Linked DNA regions of Homo sapiens: region 1 is linked to region 2. Evidence: read pairs that join two places in POLR2A ChIA-PET (ENCODE). Cell type or tissue: A673. All regions are shown on one strand. Links, peaks and the distances in the headings refer to the core of each region. The heading gives the core; the rest is flanking DNA. Region 1 holds the start of LOC105372236 (a long non-coding RNA gene). Region 2 overlaps ARHGAP45 (Rho GTPase activating protein 45).

Region 1 (10,412 bases), core at 3,023-5,522, 180 kb after region 2:
GCCTGGGCGACAGAGCGAGACTCCGTCTCAAAAAAAAAAAAAAAAAACCAAGGTACAACCCCCAAGTATCTCCCCTCGGATCACAGAAGCGGCCAAGCCCCCTCCATGTAGGACTCCAGGAAGAATGAGGCAGGACAGTCCTGACCTCCCCAGCTCATGGCTGAGCTGGAGAATTAGAAGCCAGCTGCGTAGCTGGGACTCCAGGCAAACACCACCATGCCCAGCTAATTTTGTAATTTTTGTAGAGGAGGGGTCTCGCTCTGTGGCTCAGGCCTGTCTCGAACTCCTGAGGTTGCCCAGGCCTGTCTCGAACTCCTGAGCTCAAGCGATTCTCCTGCCTCGGCCTCCCAAAGTGCTGAGATTACAGGCGTGAACCACTGTGCCCGGCATGGTGGATGTCCTTGACTGTTTCCTTTGCTGACCTCCCTCCAGGGAGGGCAGGACTGTGTCTGACCTCAGGGGCATTTGCTGGGGTCTGGGGTGGTCCTCTGTGTTCAGCAGGTGGAGGCTTTGGGAGTCACAGGCCACTACCTCCTTTGCAGGGGACCGGCTTCGGCAGACAGAAAACCGCGCCACGCGCTGCAAGGTGGAACGGCTGCAGCTGCTTCTGCAGCAGAAACGGCTCCGTAGAAAGGCCCGGCGGGACGCGCGGGGTCCGTACCACTGGTCACCCAGCCGCAAGGCCGGCCGCAGCGACAGCAGTAGCAGCGGGGGCGGCGGCAGCCCCAGCGAGGCCTCCGGCTTGGGCCTCGACTTCGAGGACTCCGTGTGGAAGCCAGAAGTCAACCCTGACATCAAGTCAGAGTTCGTGGTGGCTTAGGATCTTCGGATCGGCCACCCTCGCCCCTCGCACCCCAGCCCAGGGCGGCGGGGACTCCGAGAGCCCCGGAGAGAACGTGGCCCAGCCCTGGAGGGCAGGCGGCCACTCCCCCAGCCAGAAGTCTTTTTTTCTTTTCTTCTTTTTTATTATTTTTTTCTTTTTTTAAAAAGTTCTGACCGTGGTTTCCTGGACTCTTCATGGGCTTTGCTTCCTACCTCCTTCACCCTTCACTCCTGCCCTCCTCTTCCTCCTCCTCCTCCTCCTCCGTCTGTCTCCTTTCACCTCTGCGCCAGGTCGGTCCTCCCTGCCAACCTTCCCCAGCTCCAATATGTAGCAGTCTCTCTGGATGGCGGAGAGTGAAGGAGACGGAGAAACGCGCCCCATCCCTTCCGCCGCCTCCTTTCCCCCCCGACCCTATTCAGGTTTTAAGTCAAAAATGTCGATATGTCATTATGCACTTTACAGATGAGGGGAGGGGCCGCAGTGCGCAGAACCCACCCCACCCCCCAGTGCAGACTTCGGGGTCTCCACCCCAGGCCAGCAGCGCCCACTGGGCTACAGCAAGCCAACAGGTCACAGAAGCCAACGAGGGGACTGTTTCTCTTCCACTCCTATCCTCTTTTCTTGATCTTTTTTTTGCATTTTCCTTCATTTCTTTAACAAGGAGAGCAAAGCTGTTTTAGCAGAGGCTGGGGCTGAGGTCCCCATGGGGTTTGGGTGCAGGGGCATGGCACCCTTTCCTGTCGGGAAGGGAGAGGGGAACTACCCCCCCAGCCTGCCCTCCGCCCCGCCCCAGCCGGCGGACTGTGCTGTTTCCTCCGCCCCCACTCCCGTGTTTTCTGACCTCCTGCCTGAGTTTGGGGTATTTATAGACTATTAATTTTCTGACTGAGCCAATAGTGGTTGGGGAACTCTTGAAAAAGGGGAGAGAATGGCTGGGTGCTGGGGAGTTCCCCCCTCCGAGCCCTCCTTCCCGGCCCAACCTGAGGGATGTGGATTTGGGACTGTCTGGGGGCCCCTCCTGCAGCGAGGATGGGAGGGGGTGCTGAGCTGTGAATCCCCTGGGCAGGGGGCGACAACTCCGTGTAGCATTAACCCCCGTGGCGGGGTCCGCTGCTGGTCTAATTTGGACCCCCTGCCTCTCAGTGCCCCTGCCCTAGGGGTGTCTGTCTCCAGAGGGGAGGGACAAATCCCCTACTGGGGCCATTTCAATGGGGTAGTTTTTGGATTTTTTTCCCCACTCACTTTTTATTTTTTAATGATAATGGAGATGTCTGGACCCTTCCTCACCCCACCTGTCGGTCTTGTCCTGGCTCTGCCTGTCCCCCACCGTTGTTCTCGTAGGTGAACCCCAGGTCCTCAACTCCCCCCCTTTATGTGTTGAAAGTTAATGGTTTCAGATGTGAACATCACGTGTTATAACTGTAGCGCTGTAAATTTTTTTGTGGGAGGGTGGGCAGGGAGGGGTCCCAGAGGGTAGAGCTCAAGGATTTTGGGTTTTGTTTTGTTTTCATTTTTCCAAAAAAAAAAGAAAAAAAAATAGAAAAAAAAGGAGTAAAAGGGGCGGGTTTGTTTTTTGAAGAACTGTCTTGGATACCTATTTAAATGTGTGTTCTGTTTTGTTTTTTAACGATTTTTAAATAACGTCTGTGCCTCCACTGGTTGAGGGTGGAACCTCCAGGCAGGAACCGGCTCGCCACCCTCTGCCCGGTAAGGGCTGCCCAAGAAAGCATTACCCGCCCTCGGGGGGTCGGGCTGTGGGGGTCCCGGCACCTGGCGTGAGTTTCATGTATGAAAACATAAAATTGAAAAAAAAAAAAAAACCTACACGAGCACCGTGATTTCAAGTAATAAACAGAAAATGAAACACACATTGACTCCCGCCTGCTCGCCTAGTGGGGGGATCTGGCCTTGGTTGGGAGGGTTCCTGGGGTGGGATGTCAGCTCAGGGAGTCAGAGGGACTGACCTGGGTCCCAAGGCCCCGAAGAGGGGGTGGGGCAGGGGTCAGGGCCCTGAGAATTTCCCACGCTCCTTCCCCGGCTGCCGGGTGGGCAGGAAGCAGCCAGGGTGGGAGGGAGGAGCCCAGCCACTTCCTGGTACCCAAGGCCGGAAGTCCCTTAGGGTGTGGGGCGAGGGCCTGCCTGCCTGCTTCGTGGCCTGGGCAGGACCCTGGCCCCCTCAGGACCTGCCAGTATGGGGGAGACGCGACCACCAGCTCTCCCCAGCCACAGGAGTCGGGGACTCCCACTCTGCCACACCCACCTGCTCCCCTTCCTGGAGTCTCACATCTGTGTGGCTTGCTGCAGGGAGATCACCAGGCCGACTGGGAGGACCTAGGACTCCGCAGGGTACCTTGGGCTGGCAGGTGATACAGGCCTGGCTTGACCCAGCCCTGGGGGGCCTCTCTGGCCACACCTCCTGACATTCCAGCCCTTCCCAGACCTGGCCTTCAGCTCCAAACCTCCCGGCCTTTGCCCCCTGTCTAGGAACACCCCTGGTCCGGCTGTCCCTTGCTGTCTGGGAACTTCCCCAGCCTGCGCCTTCCACCCCTGTCCACCCCGTCCCGCAGACCCCACCCTTCCCTCTCTCTGTCCCTAGCCTGGAGCTCCCCGTGAGCCTCACCAGGACTGAGTCCTCTCTGGGGTCCCACCTCCACCCATGTCCGGGCTGGGCAGAGATGAGGCAATAACACTATTTCATGTCTTTTTTTAAATTTTGTAACCTGTATTTCCTCAGGTAACAAGAGTTGCCTATGAGAAGTAATTGGGCTCCCATTTTATAGATGGGAGAACAGAGGCCCAAAGAGGAACATCACTTGGCCCAGAGGATTTGGGGTGTTTGTTCAATGATGTGACCTCCACCCCTTATCCCATCTCTAGGGGCCCCAGTACCGGGAGCCCCCAGGGGAAGGGGCACAGGTTCAGAGAGTGGCCTGGGAGCACCTTCCTGAGACCCCTCTGCCCCTCCCAACGCCCAGTCAACCCCAAATCATCGCACGCCCACGGCAGGAAGGCGGATGCCCAGTCAGGCGGCACCCACCCCCCGCCCCGTCCCTGGTGCGGATGTCCCCTCGGGGCTCAGGGTGGGGGTGCGGGTCACCGACGCCAGGCCTGGGGTCAAGGCGAGGGCCCCAGGGCGCCACCGCCCCCTCGCTGGGCGGGGTGGGAAGGAGGAAGGAGGATGTTGTCTGAAGCACCTGCTGAATCACAGGGGCTGTGTCTGTAGCCTGCAGGGTGGGGGGCGCGTCCCCTGCACTCCAGGACCCGCCCCTCGGGATGCCGACCCCCACCCCAGACTGGGGATCCCAGGGGTCAAGGCTGTGCCCTGGGGGCGTGGGGTGGGGTATGGAGCTCCAGGCTCAGAGCCCTGGCCTGGTAGGGTCAGCCCAACCAGGGGTGCAGCGGGCGGAGGGGCGGCAGGCGGAGGCCAAGTGTGCGTAGGGAAGCACGGAGAGGTAAACTGAGGCACAAAGAGGGCAGGGACCGCTGGGATCTCGCGGGGCGGGGTCGGCCCTGGATCGCTCCCTTCCCCCAACCATTGAGGAAAAAGCTGAATGGGAGGGGGCGGCCCCCGGAAACCCGCCGGGATGGAAACGCGGTTTCCAGGGCAACGCGCCGCGAAAGGAGCCTGACGTCACCCCGGGTAGGGCGCCCTGCCCGCCCCCGTCCGCGCGTCGCGCGGCCCAGGCCCCGCCCACCAGCGGGGAAGCCTCATTGGTGATCGCACCGCTCGCTCATCGGCGTGCCCCAGTAGCAGCGCGACGAAGCCTCCAGAAGGCGGGACTTCAGCCCGGCAGCGCCGAGTGCGCAGGCGCAAGCGCGGAGGCGCTGCAGCCCCGCCTCTCTCCCCGCGCGTCTGCAAAGTTGGGGGCGGGAGGCGCAGCCGAGGGTCTGACGGCTGCGGCGGGGCCTGGACGGAAGAGGGGGCGAGCCCCGGGGCGCCGCACGTGGACCCCCGGCACGGGCACGCTCACGTGCACCCGTCCTTTCACGCCAACGCGTTTCCTGCTGCCCCCACCCCTGCACCACTGCACGTCCCAGACCCCGGCCCAGCCTCCCCGCGGTCCCTAGGCTGGGGGAGCTCAGACAGGAGGCTAGGAGGAGGGGGACTTTGGGGCTGAGGCTTTGCCAAAGGAGCAGGAGTTTGCCAAGTGTTGTAGGAAGCGGGAAGGGTGCGCCAGGTAGGGGGCACGGCGTGTGCCAAGGCCCGGAAACGTGAAACCGAGTGCTTTTCGGGGGCAACCGGGAAGTCAGTTGGTGGAGAAAAATCAAAGATGGGAGGAAAGGCGAGGCTGACAAGGACCCTAAACGGTGATTCCCCAAGTCGGCCACTGGAGGGATGACTTGGGGGACCAGAGAGGAAGAGCAGGTGAGGGGGAGCGGCGGCCAGGACATCTGGGAGGTGGCTAGACCCGTGGCCTGGACTTTGGGGGGCGGTCGAGTTGGATCGATGATCGATGGGGACCCTGGCGGCCTCACCCTGGGGGAGGTAGAGACGAAAAAGGAACTACGGTGTGCCCGGAAGGTGGTGGCTTTAGGTCCACAGGGAGGTGGTTGGCAAGGCGGGGGTAACAGGGGGAAGGAGAAAATCTGAAATGCCGGTGTGAGCTCCGGGCCAAGAGAGTTGAGGACTCAGGAGGCAGGAATCCCCCGTGGCCGCCCGCTGCTTGGCTGTGGGCTCCAACTTGGTGTGTGCTCAGAGAAGGCAGTGGTTGGAGTGAACAGGGCCTGTGCCAGGTGGGGAGACTAGCCAAGGTGTTTGTGCAGCCTGGCCTCTGGAGCGGCCTGGGAAGAGCTGGAGTTCGCAGGGTGGGAGCTGCCCTGTGGCTGGGAGCCCGTGCTGGCGTCCCTGCCAGGCGGTGATCTCACAGGTGAGCGGTGCTTGGGGAGACGCGGAGCTGTGGGCGGGCAGGAGAAGGTCAGTGGAGGTCATGGCTTTTGGCTTGAGGCCGGAGTCCTCTGGGGGTGGCCGAATGCGCCCTTGGAGCTGCCTTGGGAGGTGGCTAGGGTGGACAGCAGTGGAAGCCAGGCCCTTGGCTTAGAGCCACTGGGTTGGAGGGATTGAGCCAGTGCCCGGGCACAGCCGCCCCCACAGGGCCTTGCCCCACCCGCCCTCCTCTCCCAGCACCATGGGAATGGGAGTTACCGGGCTGGAGGCTGGGGACGCCACCACCCCGTGGCCAAGGGCGTTGGGGCCCAACCCAGGAGCCTGGTGCAGCCCCACCCACGGGCCGCCCAGCCCTGGAAGGGCAGAGAACTGGCTGCCTCTGGGGTCACTTGGGACAGGTGAGCAGCCCAGCCCAGCCCAGCGGGTGGGGGAGGGGAGGCTGTCACCTGGGCCCTGCCTCCACCCTCTTTCTGGTTCTCACTCCCTCCATTTCTCTTTCTTTTGCCTTTCTCTATTTCTGTCCCGATCTCTGGCGCTCTCCCCAACCCAGTACCACCATCTCCGCCCCTCCGTCCCTCCCCTGCTTCCGCCCCCTCTCTGGGGGCCCCCTTCACCCCGGGGCACATTCCAGCTTCCTCCCCCGCCTTGCAGTCCCTCCCTGGAGCCAGCTGCCTCCTCGGTTGCCAGAGCAGAGAGAGTGGGCTTGGGCCGAGGTCGGAGGTCGAGGAGCGGGCGGGAGCCTGGGAGGGCACCCCCAACCCCTCTGGAATGTGGGTGGAGCGGGGCAAGGGAGACAGCTGGTTTCCACGGAGGGCACATGCCCCATACCCAGGACGCTACCCACACTCAGCCCTGGGGGAGAGCAAGCAAAACCAATGGGTGCCATCCCACGAGGGGCCTGCACAGCCATCCCACACCCCCGACCAGCACGCCCGGGACAGCCCTCCACAGGCCACGCATTTATGGGTGCGGCTGGTGTGCCAGGCTCCCAGATACACAACCCCCCCCCCCAGACACACCCCATATACCTGTCCCCAACCTCAATCCACTGTGTGACCCTAAAACAAACAGAACCTCCTTGCTCAGCCTGGGCCAAGGCCTCCCCAAACAAAACTCCAGCCTGCAGAGTCCCACCACACACCGCAGCTGTCACCAGATACAAAGAGGGCCCTGACCAGATACAGAGAGGGCAGCAGCCTTCCCCCACAACCAACACACGCCTGGGCGGGGGCAGGAACACCCCCAGGGCCTCCAGCCACAGACACTCACCCACTCACCCCTCTGTGCACCAGTGATCCTCCGCTGCCCAGCCAAGCTTGACTCCAGCCTGCTGGAGTCTGGGTGGGGGATGGAGAGGGGTTCCCAGGCGAGCCCCAACCTATGCCTTCCAAAAGTCTTTCTGTGCATGTTGGAAATACAAATGAAACAGGAGAGTTAGCATACGGGACAATTATTATTTTTGTTTGTTTTTGTTTTGAGACGGAGTCTCGCTCTGTCGCCCTGGCTGGAGTGCATTGGCGCGATCTCGGCTCACCGCAACCTCTGCCTCCCGGGTTCAAGTGATTCTCCTGCCTCAGCCTCTGGAGTAGCTGGGATTACAGGCGCCCGCCACCACGCCCGGCTAATTTTTGTATTTTTTTAGTAGAGACGGGCTTTCCCCATGTTGGCCAGGCAGGTCTCGAACTCCTGATCTCAAGTGATCTGCCTGTCTCGGCCTCCTAAAGTGCTGGGATTACAGGCGTGAGCTACAGCATCCAGCCCAATTTTATTTATTTTTAGTAGAGAAGGGATTTCACCATGTTGGTCAGGCTGGTCTCAAACTCCTGCCCTCAAATGATCCACCCGCATTGGCCTCCCAAATTGCTGGGATTACAGGTGTGAGCCACCACACCTGGCCCCAGTTATTAGTATTTTCGAGACGGGGTCTCACTCTCTTTCCAGGCTGGAACGCAGTGGCTCCATCACAGCTCACTGCAGCCTCGCTGGAACTCCTGGGCTCAAGCGATCCTCCTGCCTCAGCCTCCTGAGTAGCTGGGACTACAGGTGAGCACCACCATGCCCAGCTAATTTTGCTTTTTTTTTTTTTTTGTAGAGACAGGGTCTAGCTATGTTGCCCCGGCTGGTATCAAACTCCTGGACTCAAACGAAAGTGCTGGGATTCCAGGCATGAGCCAGCGCTCCCGGCCTGCATACGGGATGATTCCATGTGGACTGCCACATCAAGGAAGCAAACAACAAGGAAAGCCTGGCGCTGCGTGGAGCTGTCTTTTGCTGCTAACTGCCCTTGACCGACTTCCTACCAGGTCTTCCCTGTGCGCCTCTAACCCCAGGAGGTGCTGCTGGCATGCCCACCTCTCAGATGAAGCAGTGCGGTCCAGAGAGCGTCTTGGGCACCGCCTGCCTCACAGCTGGGCCCCTGACCCTCCAGGGACTGTGGCTGAGCAGCCATGGCTGCCTGGACGGGTGTCCCCTGGCCCGTCTGTCCGTCTGGATGTGGGAACCCTCCAGGCACGCTGGGGCGGGCAGGTGCCAGGTGCCTCTCCAGCAAGATGCAACATAGGTGTCTTCACTTGCACTCCGTAGGTCCTGAGCCCCTGCAGCTGCCTGGGAGAGTGGGGAAATACTCTCCACTTGTCCCACTCCACTGTTGCCATGGAGATACCTCCCACCCTAGGCAGGGCCACCCTGAGCCTGGTTGGCTTTGCAGGAAATCCCCACTCTTTGACCTCTCTGTTAGGCACAGGACGTGTAGTCCCATGAGAGGGAACTGGGCCCAGGTGGAGATCCATCCGCCTACCCCAGAGCGCGCATCTGTTGCTAAGCAACATCTGAGGCTGCATGGAGGTGGGGGCTCCGGAGCCCCCAGACCTTTTCCCAGTTTCAGAAACTAGGTGGCTGCATCCCCAGCGTCCACGCAGGCGAGCCTAAGCCTCGGTCAGCTTTAGGGTGTCCGTGGGCCATGCAGGGTCTTGGGCCTTTCACAGACACCTGATCTGCACGTCACAGACACGCATGGGTGCACGTCACTACACGTCCGCCACATGTGCTTGGCTGGTCTGCGCCCCAGCAGAAGGGGTCACCTATGTCTCTGCAGTATCCTGTGTACTGAAAGAGCAAACAGGTGTGTGACCCCAGGGCAGGTCGGGGTCCGTCCTGTCCCCAGCCTGTCTACTGCGTGTGCCTGTGGCAGGCAGGGTCTCCGGATGCCGAGTGCATGGTGTATGACTTTGTGTCCAGTGGGTACGAAGCAGGGGTGTGGGTGTGCACCTGTGTGTGGCCTGTGGCGGGGTGTGTGTGCCGGGGATGTCCCTCTGTGGCCCAGGCCTGGCCTTTGGGCTGCTGGGATGGCCTGGCCGGGGCAGGAGTAGACAGGGCCTCCCAGCCTCCACATTCCTGAGCTGTGACTCAGGCCTGTGGGGAGGGGGTGAGTCACAGGGAAGGGAAGCCGACCCACCCTGCGAACGCATCCGAGGAACAGGAGGGAAACTGAGGCTGGGGAGCAGCTCAGTCCGGCTTTCCTGTGTAGCAGCCCCTGAATCTCAGGCCCGGGGGTGGGGCGGGGTGGCGGGGGGGGGCGCGCGGGGCCTCCCAGGGGACCTGAGATCCCAGCCCTGGACTCAGCTGGGAGCTGGGGGAAGAGGCAGGTTTAACCCTTCCTCTTCTGGGCTTCTGGAACTCTGGGCTGCCCTGGGAGGCGCGGCTCCCGCTGACACAGCACGCGTGCCCACCCCAGGGACATGAGTCACAGCACCAGGCATGGACACATATGCTCTGTGGGTCCCGGCACACCCGAGTCACGCACACCCAGCCCTGTCCCCGGCTGCCCCCACATCCACATCCGGATAAGCGCACACTTTGGAGTCCAAGCGCCCACCTCCTTGGGTTGCACACACAGCGCCACGCAGACGGGTTCCTGTGTCTTTGCACACACGCGGGTGCCGGGGGCTCTGTGCACACACCTCCAAGACTGCGTGCACGCCCCTATATGCCCTGCGCACCGACGCAGGCCGGCCTGGGGTCCCTGCACTCACCACGCCGTGTGCACTCGCACATAGCTACACATTCGTGTCCACACAAGCTTGTGTCTCTGTACTCTGCCCACGGGCACACATGTGCGCCACACCTGGCAACCCGCACGCCCGGTCTCTGCATCCCCCACCCTGGCTCTGGGCCCCGCGTAGTGGGGCCAGCTGGGTCGGCTGCAGCCTCTGCCAGGACGGTCCTATTTCTGCGCCCCCGCGGGGCGGCCGCCAGGTGCACGGTCCCGGCCCCCGCCTGGCTAGGAGGAGGCGGTAATTATGCGGCCCCGGGGTCCCCCCCACGCGCCTTTCATCCTCGGCCACGCCCGTCGCAGGCCTAGACGCTCTCTACCGCCTCCCGCCCGGTCATTAGTCGGGGTCGGGGGAGGACCTGGCGTCCGGCGGGCGGGGCCCCGTGGGGAGGGCGGAGTGGGCGGTGCGGGAGCGAGGGAGCTCCGCCCTCGTCTCCATGGCGACGCCCCGCAGGGGAGGAGGCCCGGGAGGAGTATCAGGGTGCAGGAGGTGCGCGCCCCTTCCGAGACGGCAGGCTGGAAAGGGGGCGGATTTGTGAATGGGCCCACGGGGCCCAAGACAGACGCGCGGGGAGCAGGTTCGGGGACTCTGACTGATCCCCGCGCCTCGCCGGGCAGGGGCGAGCCCCGCGCGTCGGGCCCGGAATAGCAGT
Region 2 (7,387 bases), core at 4,777-7,276:
AAAAATACAAAAAATTAGCTGGGCGTAGTGGTGGGCGCCTGTAGTCCCAGCTACTCGGGAGGCTGAGGCAGGAAAATGGCATGAACCCGGGAGGTGGAGCTTGCAGTGAGCCGAGATCGCGCCACTGCACTCCAGCCTGGGCGACAGAACGAGACTCTGTCTCAAAAAAAAAAAAAAATTCTTTATAAAGATGGGGGTCTCAGGCTGAGTGTGGTGGCTCACACCTGTAATCCCAGCCCTTTGGGAGGCTGAGACGGGCAGATCATATGAGGCCAGGAGTTCGAAACCAGCCTGGGCAACATGGTGAAACCCCTGTATCTCTACTAAAATTACAAAAAATTAACCGGGTATGGTGGGTGGGGGGCACCTGTAATCCGTTACTTGGGAGGCTGAGGCAGAATTGCTTGAACCCGGTAGGTGGAGGTTGCAGTGAGCTGAGATCGTACCACTGCACTCCAGCCTGGCCTACAGAGCAAGACTCCATCTCAAAAAAAAAAAAAAAAAGATGGGGAGGGTCTCACCATGTTGCTCAGGCTGGTCTCGAACTCCTGGCCTCAAGCAAGTCTCCCACTGTGGCCTCCCGAGGCGCTGGGATGACAGGCGTCAGCCCCGCCTCCCTGAGGTTTCTGTCTGAGTCCTGCACCCCGGGCTGAGGCCTCTCTCTGTGCGCCCCGCCCCCACCGCAGGCGGAGGAAGCTATGGCCACCTACCGCACCTGCGTGGCCGACGCGAAGACGCAGAAGCAGGAGCTGGAGGATACCAAGGTGACGGCGCTGCGGCAGATCCAGGAGGTCATCCGGCAGAGCGACCAAACCATCAAGTCGGTGCGTGGGGTGCTCCGGCCGCCCGGGCGGGGATGGTGGACCGGGCGGCCTCCTCCTGACCCCTCCGCTCTCCGGTGCCGCCCGCAGGCCACGATCTCCTACTACCAGATGATGCATATGCAGACGGCGCCGCTGCCCGTGCACTTCCAGATGCTGTGTGAGAGCAGCAAGCTGTATGACCCAGGCCAGCAGTACGCCTCCCACGTGCGCCAGCTGCAGCGGGACCAGGAGCCCGATGTGCACTACGACTTTGAGCCCCACGTCTCCGCCAACGCCTGGTACCGCCACCCAGCTGCCCTGTCCCCGGCGCACAAGGCCCTGCCTGGGAGCCGGGCTTCCCTCTGTCGGGGGCATGAAGATGAAGCTGTCTTGCCCCCCATCACCTCCCCTCCTTTTCCCGGTTTCTTCCACTAGGTCCCCCGTCATGCGTGCCCGGAAGAGCAGCTTCAACGTGAGTGATGTGGCGCGGCCGGAGGCTGCCGGGAGCCCCCCAGAAGAAGGCGGGTGCACTGAGGGCACACCTGCCAAGGACCACAGGGGTGAGTGTCCGGCGGGGCCCAGGGGCGGACGCTGGCTCCCTGCGACCCACCCTGGCCCTTCACCAGAGACGCCTCTTTCTCCAGCCGGGCGAGGACACCAGGTTCACAAGTCATGGCCGCTCTCGATCTCAGACTCGGACAGTGGGCTGGACCCCGGCCCTGGCGCAGGTGAGGGAGGCTCTCTGGCGGGCTGGGGTGTGGAGCTGCCTCCTCTCCTGAGCCTCAGGGTTTCATCACCCACCGGGGTGATGGAGGGGGCCCCCCTGGCTGGGGGAGTCTGAACAGTCCTGATTCCCGCCCAGGGGACTTTAAGAAGTTCGAGCGGACGTCATCCAGTGGTACCATGTCGTCCACGGAGGAGCTGGTGGACCCAGACGGTGGAGCCGGGGCTTCAGCCTTTGAGCAGGGTGAGGGTCCCCTGACGGGGCTGGAGAGAGAGGGGGGTTTGGACACAGTCCATGGGCCTGGCCCTGAGCTGCCTTGGTGACACCGGCTGCCTGTGCTGCCCGCAGCTGACCTCAACGGCATGACCCCCGAGCTGCCGGTGGCCGTGCCCAGTGGACCGTTCCGCCACGAGGGGCTGTCCAAGGCGGCCCGTACTCACCGGCTCCGGAAGCTCCGCACGCCCGCCAAGTGCCGCGAGTGCAACAGCTACGTCTACTTCCAGGGTGCTGAGTGTGAAGAGGTGAGTGGGACGCCCCGACGGACAGCTGGGAGCCTTCGGGAGCCTTTGGGGTGCCCAGCACCGCCGGCCTGTGTGCCCTCAGGAATGTCCGGCCCAGAGCAGGGAGCAGTCGGACGCCTTTGGAAGGAAGCGAACGGAGGGGGTGGGGTGGGCTCTTTTAGTTCTGGGGAGCAGGGTTGGCTCTCTGAGGCAGCGAGGCAGGGGGCAGACCTGGAGGGTGAAGAGTCCTGGGGCTGTGGCCAGAAGACCTGGAGGGCAAAGGCCCTGGAGCTGTGTCCAGAAAACCAAGGGGCGGGAAGGAGAGGAGGCCACAGGGCAGGCGGGATCACCCCTGGGGTGGAAGCCACGAGCCACTGTCCAGCTTGTGTTTGCAGAAGCTGCCGTGTGGGGGCTGTGAGCGCCCCGGGGAGGTGGGGTGGAGCCGCTGGGGGCTGCGCTGAGCTGGGCGCCCCGGGGCTGGGCTCACTCACTCTGGCCGCCCCCAGTGCTGCCTGGCCTGCCACAAGAAATGTCTGGAGACGCTGGCCATACAGTGCGGGCACAAGAAGCTGCAAGGCCGCCTGCAGCTGTTCGGCCAGGACTTCAGCCACGCGGCCCGCAGCGCCCCCGACGGCGTGCCCTTCATCGTCAAGAAGTGCGTCTGCGAGATCGAGCGGCGGGCGCTGCGCACCAAGGTGAGGCGGGGGAGGAAGCGGCTCACAGCGAGGAGGCGGGAGTGGGCCGAGGCTGATGGGCCTCCCCACCCCCGGGCTCCCGCAGGGCATCTACCGGGTCAATGGGGTAAAGACACGCGTGGAGAAGCTGTGCCAGGCCTTCGAGAACGGCAAGGAGCTGGTCGAGCTGTCGCAGGCCTCGCCCCACGACATCAGCAACGTCCTCAAGCTCTACCTGCGTCAGGTGAGACCCACCGGTGGTGGCCAGGCAGAGCCTGGAAGGGGCGTAGCCAGGCAGGAGGAGGCGGGGTGGGGGTCCGGGAGCTGGAGCAGGACTGAGCTGGAGCAGGACTGGCGCAAGCGGGGGCCTGGGGAGGACAGGGTGGGCGGGACAGTGCCTGGCAGGGCAGGGCTGAGGCTGGGGGCGTGGTCACGGTAGGAGCGAGGCGGGGCCAGTTCTGCGCCGAGGCACGGACAGGGACAGGAGGGGCGGGGTGGGGCTTGGTCAGCACGTGGCAGGGGTGTGGCCACGGCAGAGGCACACCTGACGCTGTGCGGGGGCGGGGCCGGGGCCGGGGCTCGGTGGGGCGTGGCCAGAGCAAGATGGGCGTGTTCAGCGCTTGGCAGGGACCCGTATGAGGCTAGGGGCGGGGCTGAGGCTAGACAAGTGCGGGGCTGGCGGTGGGGCCTGGGCTTGGTGGGGCGAGGCTGGGGCCAGGGGCGTGGTCATCCCCGGGGAAGGGCGGGACTGGGGCTAGGGGCGTGGTCATGTCTGGGGAAGGGCGGAGCTGGGCTGGGATGGGAGTGGGACCAGCACTTCGCAGGTGGTTGGGAAGGGGTCAGACTATGCTGAGTGGAGCCGGAGCTCGTTAGGGTACCTGCAGGGCGGGGCGCGCGTGGCCAGAGCGAGAAAGGGAGTGGAGCTGCGGGCGTGGCCCGGGTAGGAGGGGCAGGGCTCACGCTGGGCTGGGAAAGGGGACTGACGCCGCTCTGGGTGGAACCCGAGCTCGGTGGGGTGTGGCCAGTGCTCTGTGGGGGTGGGGCTGAGGCTGGGGGCGTGGCAGGCACACGTGGGGGCTGGGCCAGGCCCACCAACACCTGCTGACCCTTGACTCTGCGCAGCTTCCCGAGCCGCTCATCTCCTTCCGCCTCTACCACGAGCTCGTAGGGCTGGCCAAGGACAGCCTGAAGGCAGAGGCCGAGGCCAAGGCGGCGTCCCGGGGCCGGCAGGACGGCTCGGAGAGCGAGGCAGTGGCGGTGGCCCTGGCAGGTCGGCTGCGGGAGCTCCTGCGGGACCTGCCGCCTGAGAACCGGGCCTCGCTGCAGTACCTGCTGCGTCACCTACGCAGGTGAGTCCCGGCATATGGAGTGGAGGGCGCGGGGTCCCGGGAGCCGCTCAGCACCTGGCCCCTGCCCACCCCGCAGGATCGTGGAGGTGGAGCAGGACAACAAGATGACCCCCGGGAACCTGGGCATCGTGTTCGGGCCCACGCTGCTTCGGCCACGGCCCACCGAGGCCACCGTGTCCCTCTCCTCCCTGGTGGATTATCCCCATCAGGCCCGCGTCATCGAGACTCTCATCGTCCACTACGGCCTGGTCTTCGAGGAGGAGCCGGAGGAGACCCCCGGGGGCCAGGTGAGGGTGTGGGCCTGACCGGGGCTGGCCACTCGGGGCTTGGGGAGCAGGGGGCGCTGCTGGGGACAGTCGTTGTCGGATGAAGCCCAAGGAACCACAGGGAGATAATTTGGTTTGGACAGGGCTGTTCGGGAGGCCACTGTCTTTTTGTGTCTTTTATGCAAAAAACTCAGCGAGGTCTGCATTGAATCTGGCAGAGGTGCAAAGGCTCTGCGGCCGCCCCTCCACTCTCCCTTGGGGCTGGCCTTGGGCCTCACCCTTCACCCCCAGCTTCCTTCCCCGTTTCCCATCCCGGTGCTGCCTGCAGCCACAAGCTCCACGCTGGCCCGGTGTCCACAGCCTGCCCGAGCTGCCACTGCACTCCGCCGCGAGGTCAATTCCCCGCTTCAGATTTTCTTTTCTGGGAGTTGTAGTTTCGCTCCTGCTGCCCAGGCTGAAGTGCAATGGGGCGATCTCAGCCCACCACAACCTCCGCTTCCCAGGTTCAAGCGATTCTCCTGCCTCAGTCTCCCGCGTAGCTGGGACTACAGGCGCCGGCCACCACACCCGGCTAATTTTTGTATTTTTAACAGAGATGGGGTTTCACTTTGTTGGCCAGGCTGGTCTCGAACTGCTGACCTCAAGTGATCCGCACCCCCCTTGGCCTCCTGAAGTGCTGGGATTACAGGTGTGAGCCACTGCACGCGGCGTCTCGTATTCTTTCAATCCATCTTCCCTGGGTGTTTAGGGGCTGCGGTTTCTCGGGTTTGCTCTTGGCTGAGGACAGACCGCCTGGGCAACAGCGGGTGTCAGTAGCTGTTACGGGCTGTGTGGGTGGGTTTGTTAATTTATAACATGGAAAATGGAGCCCCGGCCCCTCTATGACTTCCGTTCTGCACTTGCAGGACGAGTCATCCAACCAGCGAGCTGAGGTAGTCGTCCAGGTGCCGTACCTGGAGGCGGGCGAGGCGGTGGTCTACCCGCTGCAGGAGGCGGCGGCGGACGGGTGCAGAGGTGAGTGTGTGGCTGCCCGAACGGCCCCAAGGGAGGCTGGCGTGTGCCACCCATGGGCGCAGGTGCCATGACCTAGTTGTACACACGTGGCAGGGTCCACGGTGCTGCACATTCTGTGGATTTCGTCTGCCACGGAGACCACACCTATGAGCTACTCATTCAGTGTCCTTTAACCGGCTGCAAAAACAGGCAAGGCAGTGCCTTTTGAGGTGCCTACCCCGCACTCAGAAACCAGTAACGTGAACGTGGGGCTGATGCCTTGTGAGGCTCCAGGTGCACCAGGTCAGGCTAAGTGCCTTTCCTGCAGGAGCCCGTTTTTCTAGAGAAGGGCGTGGGGCTGGGAGTTTGACCCACGTGGGGCCAGCACCACCTGTCAGAGGCAGCTGGCCGAGTGCCGCATCTAGTTATGGGACACCTGTGTTGTCTGTCTTCACACTGCTGATAAATAAATACCTGAGGCTGGGCACGGTGGCTCACGCCTGTAATCCTCGCACTTTGGGAGGACAAGGCAGATCACTTGAGGTTAGGAGTTCAAGACCAGCCTGACCAACATGGTGAAATCCCATCTCTACTAAAAATACAAAAATTAGACAGGTGTGGTGGAGGGCACCTGTAATCCCAGCTACTCAGGAGGCTGAAGCAGGAGAATCACTTGAACCGGGGAGGCAGAGGTTGCACTGAGCCAAGATCATGGCACTGCACTCCAGCCCGGGCAAGAGAGAGAGACTCTGTCTCAAAAAGAAATACCTGAGACTGGGCAATTTACAAAAGAAAGAGGTTTAATGGAGTTACAGTTCCATGTAGCTGGGGAGGCCTCACAATCATGGCAGAAAGCAAAGAGGAGCAAGTCACATCTTGCATGGATGGTGGCAGGCAAAGGGAGAGCTTGTGTCCGGAAACTCCAGTTTTTAGACCATCAGATCTTGTGAAACCCACGTACTATCATGAGAACAGCCCAGGAAAGACGCACCTCCAGGATTCAACCATCCTCCACCAGCTCCCTCCCACAACACGTGGGAATTATGGGAGCTACAAGATGAGGTTTGGGTGGGGACACAGAGCCAGACCCTATCAACACCTCTCTCCTTCCGTTTCTCCCCTTGTCTCTCTCTCCTCCTCCCCGCCATGTCTCTCCATCTGTCTGTCCCTCCCCTTGTCTCTCCTCCATCTCTCCTGTCTCTCCCCATCTCTCCTGTCTCTCCATCTCTCTCCCCCCTCTCCTGTCTCTCCCCATCTCTCCTGTCTGTCCCTCCCCTTGTCTCTCCTCCATCTCTCCTGTCTGTCTCCCCCCGCCATCTGTCTCCCTTTCTTAGAATCCCGAGTTGTGTCCAACGATTCGGACTCGGACCTAGAGGAGGCCTCCGAGCTGCTGTCCTCATCGGAGGCCAGTGCCCTGGGCCACCTCAGCTTCCTGGAGCAGCAGCAGAGCGAGGCCAGCCTAGAGGTGGCTTCTGGCAGCCACAGCGGCAGTGAGGAGCAGCTGGAGGCCACAGCCCGGGAGGACGGGGACGGGGACGAGGACGGCCCGGCCCAGCAGCTCTCAGGATTCAACACCAACCAGTCCAACAACGTGCTGCAGGCCCCACTGCCCCCCATGAGGCTCCGTGGCGGGCGGATGACACTGGGCTCCTGCAGGGAAAGGCAGCCGGAATTCGTGTGAGCTGGGGTGGGGCTGGGACCACAGGTGGCTTCTCTCTTGCCTGCTCCTGTCCCTCCAGCACGTCCCCTGCACCACGGCATAGCTTAGGTGCGCCGTCCTGGGGTCGCTGCCGAGAGCGCCTGGACTTCGACGTCCCACCAGCGGGCGCCTCCTCCCAGAGGCTTCCAGGAGCACGAGGGCCTTGCGGCACAGGACTGTGCCCTGTGCTGTCCCCTGCACCCCGGCTCAGCTGAGCTGGGGAACACTGCTGTCGTGTGAAGTCACAGTGGCCTTGTTGGTGCCCACAGGGCTGTGTGGATGGAGGAAGCTGTCCCTGCCCAGTGCATCCCCCAGGTCATCACGGGGACGCAGGAGGCAGGCCCTGCCCTGCCCTCTCCTCACAGGTCTGTTGCAGGGA

The links. Peaks named below come from ENCODE experiments on the same cell type or tissue, not always from the same donor. Only the 100,000 strongest peaks of a DNase experiment are listed, where the experiment ranks them.
Region 1: POLR2A ChIA-PET joins it to region 2 with 14 read pairs; 30 of 35 experiments call an interaction of 5 or more read pairs at or near these places.

The regions. Positions count from the first base shown.
Region 1 is chr19:1,256,453-1,266,864 of GRCh38, forward strand. LOC105372236 (a long non-coding RNA gene) reads right to left here and starts at 10,089. Exons shown (of 3, transcript XR_936233.3): 1 at 8,061-10,089; 2 at 6,978-7,107; 3 at 5,342-5,718. It overlaps MIDN (midnolin), which reads left to right. Exons shown (of 9, transcript NM_001388306.1): 9 at 543-2,691. The coding sequence ends at 820. It also overlaps LOC107985303. RefSeq lists enhancers at 2,539-2,688, 3,109-3,268, 4,919-5,148, 5,189-5,368, 5,459-5,768 and 2 more and silencers at 3,709-4,628, 4,639-4,878, 9,867-10,412. In A673, for the core only: a CTCF peak has its summit at 5,148; DNase peaks (open chromatin) are centred at 4,549 and 5,123; H3K4me3 peaks cover 938 bases; H3K27ac peaks cover 2,301 bases.
Region 2 is chr19:1,079,017-1,086,403 of GRCh38, forward strand. ARHGAP45 (Rho GTPase activating protein 45) reads left to right here. Exons shown (of 23, transcript NM_012292.5): 12 at 687-824; 13 at 912-1,102; 14 at 1,239-1,363; 15 at 1,448-1,531; 16 at 1,666-1,770; 17 at 1,876-2,048; 18 at 2,534-2,722; 19 at 2,808-2,945; 20 at 3,824-4,050; 21 at 4,127-4,337; 22 at 5,222-5,330; 23 at 6,644-7,387. The coding sequence ends at 6,990. Among named protein-coding and RNA genes, the nearest start is that of POLR2E, 13 kb to the right of the region's middle. RefSeq lists enhancers at 2,375-3,250, 3,715-3,884, 6,874-7,373, a silencer at 3,051-3,540 and a cis regulatory region at 3,800. In A673, for the core only: no CTCF peak of the experiment used is centred there; no DNase peak of the experiment used is centred there.